2 separate regions of the Homo sapiens genome follow, and region 2 is linked to region 1. The links are chromatin contacts, found by Hi-C or POLR2A ChIA-PET in ENCODE. All regions are on one chromosome and are shown on one strand. The core of a region is the stretch at or near the end of the contact, and the rest is flanking DNA. Distances in the headings are between cores, read along the strand shown. Region 1 overlaps NCOR2 (nuclear receptor corepressor 2). Region 2 has its middle 120 kb from the start of NCOR2.

The links. Hi-C counts contacts between places; a loop is a spot of excess contacts on that map. ChIA-PET counts read pairs that join two places held with the same protein, here RNA polymerase II (POLR2A). Pooled maps may share reads with other maps.
Region 2: a loop to region 1 is called in a map with no recorded cell type, with 2.2 times the contacts of the local background. The contact joins two enhancer-like sites. A Hi-C loop is called at or near these places in 1 of 168 maps with a recorded cell type or tissue (endothelial cell of hepatic sinusoid), 4 of 37 single-sample maps with no recorded cell type and 4 of 50 pooled maps. POLR2A ChIA-PET finds 5 or more read pairs at or near these places in 2 of 52 experiments (Caco-2 and activated CD4-positive, alpha-beta T cell).

The regions. Positions count from the first base shown.
Region 1 is chr12:124,477,844-124,485,066 of GRCh38, reverse strand. It overlaps NCOR2 (nuclear receptor corepressor 2), which reads left to right. Exons shown (of 49, transcript NM_006312.6): 5 at 1,294-1,471. Among named protein-coding and RNA genes, the nearest start is that of NCOR2, 86 kb to the left of the region's middle. RefSeq lists enhancers at 2,808-2,897, 2,908-3,097, 4,179-4,686, 4,687-5,196, 5,706-6,215. Within about 2 kb of position 4,511, at least 16 of the 41 ENCODE cell types and tissues checked have a DNase peak (open chromatin) inside an H3K27ac peak, as active enhancers do.
Region 2 is chr12:124,684,593-124,691,458 of GRCh38, reverse strand. No RefSeq gene overlaps it. Among named protein-coding and RNA genes, the nearest start is that of NCOR2, 120 kb to the right of the region's middle. RefSeq lists enhancers at 2,803-3,524, 5,564-6,106, 6,107-6,651. Within about 2 kb of position 3,383, at least 12 of the 41 ENCODE cell types and tissues checked have a DNase peak (open chromatin) inside an H3K27ac peak, as active enhancers do.

The sequences.
Region 1 (7,223 bases), core at 3,262-5,761:
TCTGGGCCTTGAAGAGGGGGATGTCTTGGGGCCCAGCTTTGGAGGGACAAGGACTTGAGGGCCCTCCAGGGAGGTGAGCACAGAGGGGTGGCTGCCCCGCTCCCCGGGGGGGCCAGCAACACGGCCCCAGCCCGTGCTGCAGTGGGCAGCATTCAGTCAGTCTACAGGCACTGATTGAACACCTACTGTGCGCCAGTACCTGGGGACAGCCATGAACAAGACAGGTGAACCACCCTGCGTTCATTCATGGGTGGGGGAGGTGGCCAGGAAACACCTGTTGTCACCAAGCGCGTGGGAGGGCAGTGGAGAGAGAGCAGACAGGCGGGTGTAGTGTGGTCTGGCCTGGGACAAGGAGGCGCCATCTGCACCATGACAGGAAGGGGAGGAGCTCACATGGAGGGCCTGAGGTCTCAGTGCTCCAGGCAGAGCCCAGCAGGTGCAAAGGCCCTGGGGCAGGAGTGCAGTGGCGGGACAGCGAGGGCCAGGCCAGGCAGGGCTTGTGCAGGAGGGGAACAGCTGTGGATTCCCTGCTTAGCCTCTGGGAAAAGCATTTCAGCAAGGCCCATATTCAGGCTCTTTCTGGTGGGTGATGGTTGGAGCCTCAGAGGTGGAGGCCAGGAGTCCCAGCTCCGTGGGGTGTGCTTAGTTAGGCAAGGCCATGCCCTCTCTAGGCACACTGCGGAGGAGGGTTCAGGAGAGCCAGTCGCTGGGGAAACTGGGCAGCTCCAGTCTCTGCACCAGGCTGCTAGGCTGAGTTGAGAAGGTGGTTAGGCCAGGTTCAGCAGCAAGAGTTCTGCGATCGGCCAGCGATGTCTGCCCTGCGTGGGTGAGAGGGAAATGGCATCACGGGTGCTGTTATCTGTGTTAGGCTCACAGCGTTTCCCGGATGGACTGTGCCTGTGAACCACCCAATGATCTTGTTAAAATGCCGAGTCTGACTCAGTAGGCCTCAGATGGTACTGGAGATTCTGCATTGTAGCCAGCCCCAGGTGGGGACGGTGGGGTGGTCCGTAGCAAGGGAGGGGCAGTCACTCTGGGGTGTTCCAGTGCCACCGTAGCACACTCCCTCCCTGTAAATGTCCTCGGTGAATGTGGACCTGAAGGAAGGCAGCGCTGCATTGGAGTCCTGCCCTGCTGTGGGACCGTGGGAGGTGGGCTCCTGTGAGCACCTTCCTGGCAGGATCATACAGAGCACGGCGCGCAGTAGATGCTCGGCGCAGAGGGTGGTCGGGGCCTCGGGAGTTCTCAGAGCCGCAATCTCCTATGTGACGTTGGATGCCTCACCTCCTGCAGGTCCCAGGAGCTCCACCTGCGGCCAGAGTCCCACTCATACCTGCCCGAGCTGGGGAAGTCAGAGATGGAGTTCATTGAAAGCAAGCGCCCTCGGCTAGAGCTGCTGCCTGACCCCCTGCTGCGACCGTCACCCCTGCTGGCCACGGGCCAGCCTGCGGGATCTGAAGACCTCACCAAGGTAAGCCTGGGCCCCCAGCTGGGAGCTCCTCTCCCGCTTGAGGTTCTGCTGCTGGTTGGGCTGGGTGGGAGGTGGTGGGTAGGGGTGCAGGGAGGGGGCAGCTCGGGCAAAGGCTTGGAGGTGGGCCAAGCACCGGGTGCACAGAGCTGGGTGGCAGGAAGAGGGCAGGCGCTGGGTCTCTGGAGGTGCCAGAGTGTGGGAAGAAGTGGGGAAGGTGTTCCAGGTGGGCAGAGCAGCAAGTGCAAAGGCCCTGGGGCAGGAATAGGCTTGTGGTCACGGGGTAGCTGGCGTGAGGGAGGGGAGAGCTGGGATGGGAGGGCCTGGGGTGCCGTGGAGCAGAGAGCTGCCATTCGATGGGGGTCAGGACCGTCCTGTGGTCGGTGGGCAGCTTTCAGCACATTCTGAGAGCTTCCTCGAGGGTGGGTTGTTTGGTTCCATGCTTGCTTGGAACAGGGGGCTCAGTGACCCCTGCCTCGAGCCCTGCACAGCAGGCAGCCCCCTGGGCCTTGAACCCCGGCCCGCGAGGTGGACAGCTCAGGGCTCTGCCAGGCACCTGAGGCTTCTGGATTCTTAAGGGTCAGGGAGGGGAGACTCCAGAGTCCCGCAAAGTGAGATGAGACAGAGTTGGCTCAGCACTAAAGGGGCGGTGCTTGGTTAGGACATGGCCTGGACCCCTAGAATGACAAAGCCGCCTTCTACTGCCCAGTCTGGCTGCTCCTTGGGCCACCGTGTGGCACTGGGCTAGCGTGGGTTGAGTCTGCAGCCACCCAGGCCTGAGGGACCACGGATGCACTTTGGGCAGGGGAGCCAGACAACTTCAGGCTCGTCTGCATCTCCATGGGGGGCTGCCTGGCATTGCAGGTGGGCCCAGGCCTCACCTGGGCACACTCACTTATCCCAGGGCCCTCCGTCCATCTGCCCTCAGGTGACCCAGGTGCGATTTCCACCACCCCCACCTCCACAGCTGTGCTGCCTTTGTGCCTCTCTGATCCCCATTTCTTCCTCACTGATCTGGGACCTTGTGGGCAGGGTGTCACCTGGTCATGTGGGTAGAGGGCTCGGCTGTGGGCCCCATGCGTGGGAACTATTTGGCACCCGTGAGCCGGCATGGGTGGTGGTCTGGCTGCGGGGCCAGGCCACCTGGGCCAGACTCGGCCTTCTCTCGGGGAGAGAGGATACCTGCGTGGAACCTGGGATATCCCTGGGGTGGGCTTGGGCTGGCAGGAGGTGGGGGTGCCGTCCTGGGGCTGGGATGGCTGGGCTTCCCCTCCTGCTCTGAGTGGCTGTGGCCCCGACACCTGCACACCTGCCAGATACCCACAGGGCTGCCTCTGGGGCCAGGGGAGGGAGGGGCTGGGGTGTCTGTGTGGTCGTTGGCTGGCTTGGCCTCCCTGCCACTGGGGCAGTCCCCGCCTCACCAAGTTGTCACAGGAAAGTGGAGGTCAGTTAATGAACTCCTAGCCAACAGACCACATGCGCCTGAGAGCCCACTCAGGAACCTCCCCCGGCGGATGCAGCTGTGTTCTTGTTGGCACTCAGGGACTCCACCCTGGCCACCTCCCTGCTCTCCTGCGTACTTCCAGTCCATCAGCAAATCCTGACACCTCTGCCCTAAAATATCTCAATTCCAGCCTTCTGCCCACACCTGAGGCAACCCCCGGCCTGAGCTCGTCATTGCTCTCCAGTAACTTTGCAGTAGCCTCCTCCTGGGTCTCCCTGCTCCTGCCTCCCTCTACTCCCTTCAGTTTATCTTCCAAGCAGCAGCCAGAGGGCTCTTATAAAGGCAGACGACTGCATCCCCCTGTGTGTTCCCCCCTGTGCTCCAAACCATCCATGGCTCCTGTCTCAAGCAGGAAAAAGCCAAAATCCTTGCCATGGGCTGCAGGTCCGGCGTGATCCAGCCCCGTCACCTCCCTGACCTCATCTCCCTGCAGCAGCCCTCTCAACCGCTCACGTACAGCCTCCCAGGCCACCCTGGAGTTCCTCAAACACGCCAGGCACATTCCCACCTGGGGACCTTTGCACCGGCTGTGCCCTCCGCAGGAGCGCCCTCCCCCAGGCACATTCCTCTTTCCTCGCTCCTTCCAGCCCTGGCTGCCCTCCAGGGCCTGCATGGCAGGGGAGACCTGTGGCTAGCCCTGTGGGGACTCTCGAGGCCACTCATGGCTGAGGCTGCAGCCCCACCACGTCCTCCTGGGGTGTGAGATTCAGCCACAGGGGCCCTGCCGGCCTTGAAGGGGGTCTCTGTGGCCTGGGGCTTGGGCCGCCTGCACTTGGGTCTGGGCTTGGGACTGGTGTCGATGCCAGTTCCTCTCGGGCACTGCCCCCTCGGGTACCCCAGCCAGCATCCCTGCCCCGACGCCCAACCCTTCCAGCACATCCTTCCTGCCCTTCCTCCCCTTCCTTCTCTCCTTCTACACCTTCCTCCCTCCTTCTTCCTCCCTCTCTTTCTTTCCACCCAAACAGCCCCCCTGTCCTGCTCACTCCCCTTCACCCCCTGCTTCCTCAGCTCCTGCCATCTCTCCCTGCTCATCCCCTGGGGCAACCTCCCTACCACAGAGCCACTCCCAGCCACCACCCAGCGCCACCCAGCCCATCTGCCTGCGGCCATCTGTCCTTGCCTTCATTACCTGCCCCTCCCCCTCACCTCCCAGCCGCCCCTCACCCATGGGTTCTGCCTGCCATCATCTCCCACCAGTGGCCTTGCCCCTCCCCCATCCACTCACCTCCCCCATTCCCTTGCTCCCCCACCCCCTACCCCCATCCGCTCCCCCTCCTTCCCCCACTCGCCTGGAGTCCAGGGTCCTGTGAGCCCAGTCAGCCCTTGCAGGAACTCACAACTCACAGCCGGACAAGGGCGCCTGGGGGTGCTTGGCCCGTGGCCATTTCTTGGCTGGAGAACGACACCTCCCACGTGTGTGTCCAGCCTGGGGCCTGCCACGCCTCCAGTGCCCTCCACAGCCCTTTGATTTCACTCCTCTTTGAAACAGAAAGTGGAACCTAGACGGTGGCGGTGGTGAGGATGTGCACAGATTAAGCACCTGTGGTTTGCTGCTGTGGGAGTTTGCTGTGGTTTCAGTAAAGCTCAGGACATACCAGGCTGGAGGCTTGTTCTCTCTCCAGCTTCCACAGAGGATGCCGATGGCAGGGCTGGTGGGGGAATCGCAGGCAGTGTCCCCAGAGGCTTCAGTCCCCCAGGGTCACTCAGCCACCCAGCTGTGTCTGACTGCCCAGGCCAGGGTGGGGCTGTGGCCAGGTGGCATCCTAATCCTTGTTGTAGCCTGGTGCCCGGCCAGCTGTGACACGGGCCCCTCCCTGCACAGCCCTGGGGCACCCTAAGCTCCTTAGCAGCCTCAGGGCAAAGGCCATCCTCCTCCTGCAGCGGGAGTAGGGGTGGGCGGTGGGGACTGGGAGACAGCCCCGGGGAGGGAAGTGGCCACTCAGGCCTACAGGGTCCCCTTTTCTGCCCAGTGCGGCCGGATTGGATTGAATGGTTGACCCCTAGGGTGAGGCACCTCCTTTATCAGGAGGCTGGCACGCAGGAGGCATTCACGCAGTGGTAAGAATGCTGCAGTGATGGCGGGTGCCATTAAGTGAGCGCCGACTGCCTGCCACGTGCCAAGTCATGCCCAGCCAGTGTCATTCCCTGATCTCTTCCCAGCCCAAGGAGGCTGGGTCTGTGACCCCCTTTTGTAGACGGCCCCAGGCTGAGCGAGCTGGACGTGGGGGAACGGGATTCAGGCCCAGGCAGCTGGGAGTGCACCCCATGCCTGCCTCCAGGTTGACCTGCTGCTGTGGGTCTCCCCTCTGGTCTCCCTGGTGGGGTGCCCTCCTCCCTCTGCCTGGCATCCCCCATTAGCACTGGAATCTGCTTTCTCCTCTTTTGTTTTGTTTTGTTGTTACAGAAGGCAGGAGAGAATTTTAGCTCAGCCTCCTGGGAGAGATGTTTCCATTTGAACAACTCCCCTGAAGTGGGGCCTGGATGGATAGCAGGCCAGGGTGTGTGTGTGCATGCGCGCGCGCGTGCGTGTGTGTGCGCGTTTGTGTGTGGGTGCGGGTGTGTGTGTGCGTGTGCGCGCATGTGCGTGTGTATGCGCGCATGTGCCTGTGTGTGTCCCTGCGTGTTTGTGTGTGTGTGTGTATGCGTGTGTGCACACATGTGCCTGTGTGCGTGCATGTACCTGTGTGTGCGTGCGTGTGTCCATGCGTGTTTGTGTGTGTGCGTGAGTGTGCATGTGTTGCACGTGTGTATGTGTGTTTGTGTGCGCACGTGTGTGCATGTGTCCGTGCATGTGCGTGAGTGTGCATGTGTGTATATGCATGTGTGCGTGTGTTTGTGTGTGCGTGTGTGTGCATGTGCACGTGTGTGTGCATGTGTTTGTGCGCAGGCAGCTCAGGGCCCAGCCTTGGAGGGTGACCAACCCCTGAGTGGGCAGTTGTCCCCCAGGTGCGCGTTTTGTCTCTGCGCAGAGAGCAGGCCCGAGGGGTGAGTTGCTGCCTGCCCGCCTCTCCAGCACGTCCGTGCGCTCTGGCCTGTGGGTTCTGGAGGGTCTCCATCCCTTACCGTTGCTCTGTGGGTTCTAGAGGGTCTCCGTCCCTTACCGTTGCTCTGTGGTTCTTTCTGCCTGCCTGGCTTTCCCTCTTCTTGTCAGGAATGCCTCTGCCTGTGGTGCGCCCTCTGGGATCTCTCTTAGTCTCTGTGTCTGTCTCTGTCTGTGTCTCTGCCTCTCCATCTCTTTCTCTTTGTGTCCCTCTATCTCTATCTCTTTCTGTTTGTGTGTGTCTGTCACCACGTCTCTGTCTTTCTGTCTCTGTTTCTGTCTTCATCTATGTCCATTTCTGTTTCTCGATCTGTCTGTCTGTCTTCGTCTCTGTGTCTGTCTCTCTCTCCTCTCTGCTTGGACCACAAGGTGGAGGTGTGATGAGCTTGGTGCTGGGGCCTGACCAGCCTGGCCGCAGTAATTGCTCCAGGCCGTGAAGAGATTTGGAAAGTCTGAGCAAGGGAAGATGCCTGGGAGAGCGAGTTGAGAGGTTTTCTGCATCTGCTGTGTGGAATTCAGCTGGGCGCCTGAGGCAGGAATTTGATGGGATTTTTCTGTGTGTGCCCCCTCTGCCCCACCGTGTTCCTGTTTTCTGATGCTTCTCTGCTCTTCAGCCTCCGGAGTTTTGTGGCATCAGAGACTTCCTTGGGAATTCACCGAACTTTGTTTTGGGGACTTTAGAATTGTCACAAATAGCACTATCTCTGAAAATCCCTAAGGGGGACAGACAGCCCCTATCAAATATAAACATGAATTCTGGCTCACATAACTGAAGTCCAGCATTGGTTAGCTTCAGGTAACAGCTTGATCTAGGTGACACGATGTCCTCAGGACCCTGTCCCTTTTCATCCCTTGGCTCTGCCATCTTTCACAGGGTCTTGGTGTGTTAGCAGGAAGGAAGCCGGTGACTCCAGGCCTTCCTCCAGGTTCAAGGCCAGCAAAAAGAGAGAACTCTTCCTCCTCCTCTCCGCATTTCTAGCCCCAAACTGCTTTTCCTCCTCACCATGAGTGGGCCCATGCCTGTCCTAGAACCTGTCATTGTGGCCGGAGTAGGGGGTGTATTGGGAGTGCGTGAAGCTGGGCCCTGCTTTTTCCTGGAGCTGGCACAGGGGAGCCCAGGGGCTTTTCTGCCTCTCTGTCTTCAGTTTTGCATAATAAACTTTTCTCTTTCACGCTAGCTTGAAGTTTTACACCAGGGGCATCTGATGAGT
Region 2 (6,866 bases), core at 2,134-4,633, 210 kb before region 1:
ATGCAGCCAAATGCAATTTCTAGTTAAAATAAACACACAACTATGACAAGAAGTGGTCATCTGTGTGTCCCACTGCCAACAGCCTCACAGGCCATGAAACCCTGCTTGAACTGAAGGGTCATCATTGAAGGCGAGATTCCACTCCAGACTGGCACACAGAGGCTTGCCTGTCAGAGCTGGCTCTGAGCAGATGCAGGATTTATGACTTTGTTTATACTTGCATCCTTGCAAAAGAGGATCTGAAGACAACTTCAAGTCAAGTTAAACTAAAATTAAAGCAGGAGAAAGATTAAGGAGACCCAGGAGGTCTCAAATGACATTTTAAAAATTGTCATTATCATTGTCATCAATCTCAAAATCTCCAGAATACTATTAACAGGGACATGCACCAGGTCCTGGAGACCCTAAAGGCACTAGCAGCCTGATCTGAACTTCCAAGGAGTTCACCGTGCAGGCAAGAGACCATGCCAAGGGTTCACTGCAGCTGGGCAATCAGGGAAGACTGCTCAGAGAAGGTGTCATTTGTGCCGGTAGCTAGGGGAAGAGAGAATGCCCATTGATGGAATATCTGCCTGTCTCAGGCACTGCATCAGAGGCTCCTGCCAGCTTCCAAACTGCTCTGTGAGGAAGGGATTACCACGGGGAAACTGAGGCTCAGAGAGGGAAAGTGACTTACTCAATGTCACACAGCCTATTGGGGGAGACCTTGGGCCCACTCTGAATCTTGAGTACTACAATCTGAGTCTTTCGGCATCATAGACAGGGTTTCCCCAAGGCACTGAGAGATGCCAGGAAGGGGACCCCAGCTCCAGAGAAACCACAGCCTCTCGGTGTTGCTCGGAGTGCACTAGTACCCTCCTAGGTGCTTTTAATTATCCACATTTTCCAGAAGAGAAAGCTGGCTCACAGAGGTGAAGGCACCTTCTCAGGGTGGAGGAGCAGAGCCAGGGCTCACACCCAGGGCTGTGGGGCTCCAGGGGTCTGGCCAGAGCGCACTGGGAATTCCAGGAAGGCTTCACGGAGGAGGACCAGATGTGATTGAGAAGGTGGCAGAGGAAAAGGCCTAGGCCCAGGTGCGGCAGTGGGATCACGGCAGTTCTGTGTGGCCACGTTGGCAAAGAATTAGATGTCCATTGCGTGTTTCCTATGCCACCGTCCTGAGCACTTCATAGCTATCAACCCCTTTCCTCTTCACAGCCCTGTGAGCTCGGTGCTGTTTTTGAACCCATCTTACAGAAAGAGAAGTTGAGGCAGGTTACTGTTCAACCTCTCTGTCCTCTATTTTCTAGGCATCTCTCTTCTCGCCCATTCTGCAGACAGCCAAGTGCCCCTGGCAGGATTTCTGTGTAGTTACAGGTGAGTGTGGACAGCCAGGGCAGTGCATCTGGTTGTTGAGCTCTGGCTCGGAACTTCCCAGCCTCACTGGTGGAGTCTGTGCTACGACTATGCTTTCCTCCCTTCTCCTCACCTCATGGCCCCAGACAGGGAACTCAGCCCTGCAGCAGACATCTGCGGCCCTCCCTGTCCAGACTGTTTCCTTCTAGGAGGAAAGTCCCCTTGCATGTTCCTTTGGGGAAGAATCCTTTCCTTCTCTTCACCCATGTAGTTTGGGTGGGGCAGACTCTGCCCCATTACCATGGCAATTGGTTCAGGGATAGTCCCTGTGACCAGGTCAGGCCAATAAGAACCTTCCCTGAGACTTTTGCTGGAACCACTTGGGAAAGAAGGTCTCTCTTTGCAGAGTTGCTATGCTGGTGGGATGTGCCCAGACCTGCCTGAGAGACAACCCAGTCTAGAGGAAAGCAGCACCAAGATACAGAAGGACTGATGGTGTTTGTTGAGCCCCCGAATCAAGCCATGCCTGAAGTACCCCCTAGACTTTTTAGTTACACAAAATGATAAAATTCTTTTTTTTTTTTTTTTTTTTTTTTGAGATGGAGTCTTGCTCTGCCACCCAGGCTGGAGTGCAATGGTGTGATCTCAGCTCACTGCAGCCTCTGCCTCCTCCCGGGTTCAAGCGATCCTCATGCCTCAGCCTCCCAAGTAGCTGGAATTACAGCTGTGTGCCGCCATGCCCAGCTAATTTTTGTATTTTTAGTAGAGACGCAGTTTCACCATGCTGGCCAGGCTGGTCTCGAACTCCTGACCTCAGGTGATCCACCTGCCTGGCCTCCCAAAGTGCTGGGATTACAGGTGTGAGCCACCATGCCCGGCCCAAAATGATAAAATTCTAAAAGTTGGGTTTTTATCTCTGGCTACCCACCTCTCTGTGATTCCTCTTTCCCATCCCCTACCCCTAGCCTGGATTATTTCTGGGTGCATCAAACTTTGTTAAAATTTGGGGAGAATGGAGTGGTTTCACAGCACCACGCTGCTCCACTTTTTTTTTTTTTTTTTTTGAGATTCTCCAACTTCCCTGTTTTCCAGTCTCTTCCTCTCAGCCTCTCCAGGAAACTCTAGCTCCCAGACTTTCCTATCCAGGCCCCTCCCAAGCTTGGGCTCCCCTCACATCTCCAAAGCCTCATTATGGTGTCCTGCTGAGGAGATGGCCCCTATTCCTTCGGCATGCCCTGGCCTCACAGAGGAACTGGCTTCGGGCCTTGTCCACCTTTCCCTTCCCCTTTGTGAGCAGGCTCAGGGAGCCAGAAGGTCTGAGTTCCAACGGCAGCCCCTCCCTTCATTGGCTGTGTGACCTCAAGCACGTTACTTACCCTCTCTGTGCCTCTGTAACCTGGTCTATAAAATGGGAATGCAGCTAATACCTTTTTCTTAGGGTTGCCCTGAGGCTTACTTGAGTGCATTTGTGGAAAACACTCAGCACCATACCTGTCTTGTTATATTTGTTGTTATTAGAGGGGGATGATGTAGGAATTCATGTTCCCATTGGAATGAGTTATGTCACTTCCCTTAGGAAGCAGACGCAGTTACCAGTGTGTTTGAAAGTAACTGTTCCCCTACCTCCAGCACATCAGGAGGACTTTGGAAAAAAAATTCTCTTCCTCAAATAGAAAGGAGAGATCTGGGAGGAAATGGGGGGGGGGGTCCTGTTGGGGGAACCCATCAGCACATAGGGGGAGGAGGAGGGGGCTCTGGATCGATGCCTGGGGTGGAAATACAGAGCTATTGCTGGCTTTGAGCTGGGAGAGGGGGTGCTTCAAGAGTCTGGCCTCTGGAGGGTGTGCAATGGGGCCACATTCTTGCTGTTTCTTAACAACTCCTCCAAGCCCCACGCCAGCACTGGGCAGTCGAGAAGCAGTTTCCCCTGCATGAGCTGAGCCGCTTAACAGCTGATGTGGAGATGAAAAAGAACCCAATCAAGCTAACAGCCCTTCCTGGCTGCCCTGCAATGACGGTGCTTTGTGCTGAGCCGGGGAAAATATTGGCCGTTTAAGCATTCACACTCTCTGGGGAGCAGCTGCAGAGGAGGGGCGGCTGCCCGGGCAAACTTGAGAGAACTGAAGTCACTGTGGGCTTCCGGGGGATGGGAGGTGGGGGGATTGTCACGGGCAACCTCGTTGTCCCTCTATCCCTAAAGTAACCCCATGTTCAGGGAGGCGATGCGCTCTTTACTTTGAGTGGTCTCACTGCGCCATTGTACAGATGAGGAAACTGGGGCTCAGAACAGGAGGTGACTTCCCTGAGGTCATATGGCTGGGAAGGCCTCAACACAGGCCAGATCTGCCTGACTCCCAATCCCGTGTCATTTTTGTTCTGTAGGTGACCTCCCAGAGCTGGCAGGCACAGGATGGAGGTGGGGTTGAGGCTGGAGAAGCCAGTTTGGAAGCAAAGCAGAGAAGGTTGAATCTGGGGGCTTTGAAAGTGAAACTTAGGGAGGGGACCTGGATGCAGGCAGCTGGAGGAAGAGGGTGTGTGTGTTGCGGCAGGAAGCCTGATGGCAGGGGGTGTCGGGGAGAGACAGAAAGAAACAGGAGAGATAGAGAGATGGGGGGTAGAGAGAGGAAGAGACAGGAGAGAGAAAGATACACACACAAACACACACACACACACACAGACACACACAGTGTCAGAGAGTTATTAACCTCTTCCTTGGTTCTTTGGTGTTGCCTGATGTCCTAGACCACTTCTACAGCTGCTGAATATCCACTCATTCAATTATTCATTCATGCATTCATTCAATATAGACGTATCTTTAATTGAGCACCTACTACTTATAGGCACTATGCTAAACTCTGGGAAATCTAGCAGACGACAAAACAGGCAACGGTCTGGACTGTCAGGAATGTACATTTTAGTGAGGGGGTAGGGAGACCAACAGAGACGTAAATTATAAAAGGAGGGGGAAAAATGGCAAACAGTAGAGAGAGAACCTCAGGCCCGGAGGCAGTAAGGCATGTGGGGACAGGATGCAGACTCACTGGCAGGACAGGGAGGGGCCACTTTTTATAAGGTGATCTTGGAAAGCTTCTCAGAGGAGGTGATGTTTGAGCTGGAACTCTTGTATCAGGAAAAAGCCAAGGTTCTGTGCCCAGCAGGCTGGGACTGGGCAAGCCGACCTCGGAAGCCTTTCAGATGGAGGGAGAAAGCCTGAACAGGAGCCTTCAGATGACGGCAACCAGAGCTGACCTTTCCACTGCTGGAGACCTCAAGGGAGACCCTGCGCCAGAACCTCCCAGTAAGTGCCCCCGAGATTCCAGACCCACAGAAGCTGAGAAAATACATCACTGTTCCCAGAGGCTAAGTGTGGGGGCATTTTGTTATGCAGCAATAGCTAACTCACACAAGGGCCTTCTTGGATAGAGAGCGGCTTTTTGAGGGTGAGAAAAAGCATTCCTAGATTCTTGCCAGCAGTTGGTCAAACTGTGTCACATGACCATGACTAGCCCAATCTCTGGTTAGGGGCGTGATCACCTTGGACCAATCAGGACCCTGCCCTGGAGCTGGGCCGTGGCTCCCAGGAATCACTGAGGATGCTGGATGCTGGACCCCAGCCAGGAAGCAGCAGCCAAGATACTGCCTCCTGGCCTCCAATTAATGTCCAAGCTGCCATTTATTGAGCACTGACTGTATGCCTGGGTTTTCACCCACACCAAGTTCTGGCTCCACAGTTTTCTCACCAGCAGCCCCTTTCCCTCCTCCCAGCCTCCGCACCCGCCCATCCTGCCACACTGAATGCTGTTTCTGCCCCAGTTGCCAGTTAGAATCCCACGCTTCCTTCAAGGAAAACCTCACCTTGGAGTCTGTCTCCACTTCCTGTAAGAAGCCTTCCAAGATCCCCCACGGGGACTCATCAGGCAAGGATAGGGAGTGATGTCATCCTGACTATCACGACTGCAATCTTTTCACTGCCACGGAGCTGGGGTGAAATTGCCCTAGGCGGGCAATTTTCTAGCTGTGTGACCTTGGGCAAGTTACTTAACCTTTCTGCGCCTCGCCTTCCCTGTCTCTTAAATGGAGATCATATTAGTACTTCCCTTGTTGGGTCATTATCCGAGTTAAATGTTAATACACGCAAAGTGCTCAGGATCTCGTCCAGCCCACAGGAAGCACTAGATAAGCGTTAGCTGCTGTCATTCCCCTCCCTGTTCTCTCAGTCCCCATCAGGGCTGAAGACTGACCCTGGTCCAATTGTCCTGATTTGCATGTGGCTCACTGTGGATTCACGTATGCACCCAGAGTATACCCAGGAGCACCATGGCGCCCTGGCAAACTCCACAAGACAAGCTGTCACGCTCCAGGATCACCTGGCAAATTTTCTCATGAATAAAACCGGGAGCTAAAAATGTCTCACGTTTTTCTCCACCTACAAACCCGTCAGTCTCCCCCTGCTCTACGGAGGGCACAAGGATGCACAGAATGTTCCTTAAAAGAATGGAAAAGGCATTCTGGAATCCAGGGCTAATACAATTACTCTAAAAGCATTTCTCCCCTGTTCGAAGTTAACTCGCTCCTGATGATGATAAACTCTGCCGTGCCTGGCCCTCCAGCGCGAGGTGGGGTGATGATTCTCCTAAGGAATATTTTTTCTGCCTCCCACCGGGGTCCTGGTGTTCTCTGCGCTCTGTGGCAGCCAGCATGCCAGCAGCATAAGTTTGGGGATTGCAGAAGGCGAGCGCTGGGAGGCATTTCAAAGCTGCCCGAATGCTGTCCTGGAGAAGGAAGCGGCTAGGCTGCTGTCTGCTGACCTCCTGGGTGCCTCTTCAGAGCTTTCCAAAACAAGGGCTAAAGGGAAAAGACAACACGCCCTTCACCAGGAACCCCAGGAAGATGCAGGAGTGTTTTGGCTCATTTAAGCTGGATAAGACCCAAATCCTGGAGGCTGTTCTGCAGATTTTGACACTCGGAACAATATTCTGGTTTTCACTGGGTGAGTCACTCTTGGGAGACAGAGCCGTGTTGTTAGCAGTTTCATTTTGACTTTGTGAAAACTCATGCCCTCCTTACTCCCTTTATGCCAGCCCCCAAAAAGCATCCACTGCCTGAAGTGGAGAGAGGTCTGGCTTCTCTTCGTCTGCTCGGGGGAGACTCTGAGTAGGACTTGCTTTGGAGACTGGAGCAAACTGTGGTGTGCAGAGGGTTGCTTTGTGAATTACCTGGCACCGTTGTTCAGGGAATGAGCCACAGTGCTTTGAAGGTTGGATACTCTGGAGTTCTTGGATATGCAGATGGCCAACAAAAGAAGTGCTTTATCTTCATGGCCTCGTTGGAGCTGGGAACATTCTGGACCTCAGTGCTGGAGCCTGCTTTCACTTCCTCTACTACCACAGTCTCAGACTTGGCCTGACAGGGCACTTCAGACCTTCTCCTGACCAACCAGTCCAGGTCCGACTGGTTTTCCCAAAAGTGCTCACTGCATCGCATAGAGACTGTAGTGCACATTAAAATGAATTACGTCCGGAGAATACAAG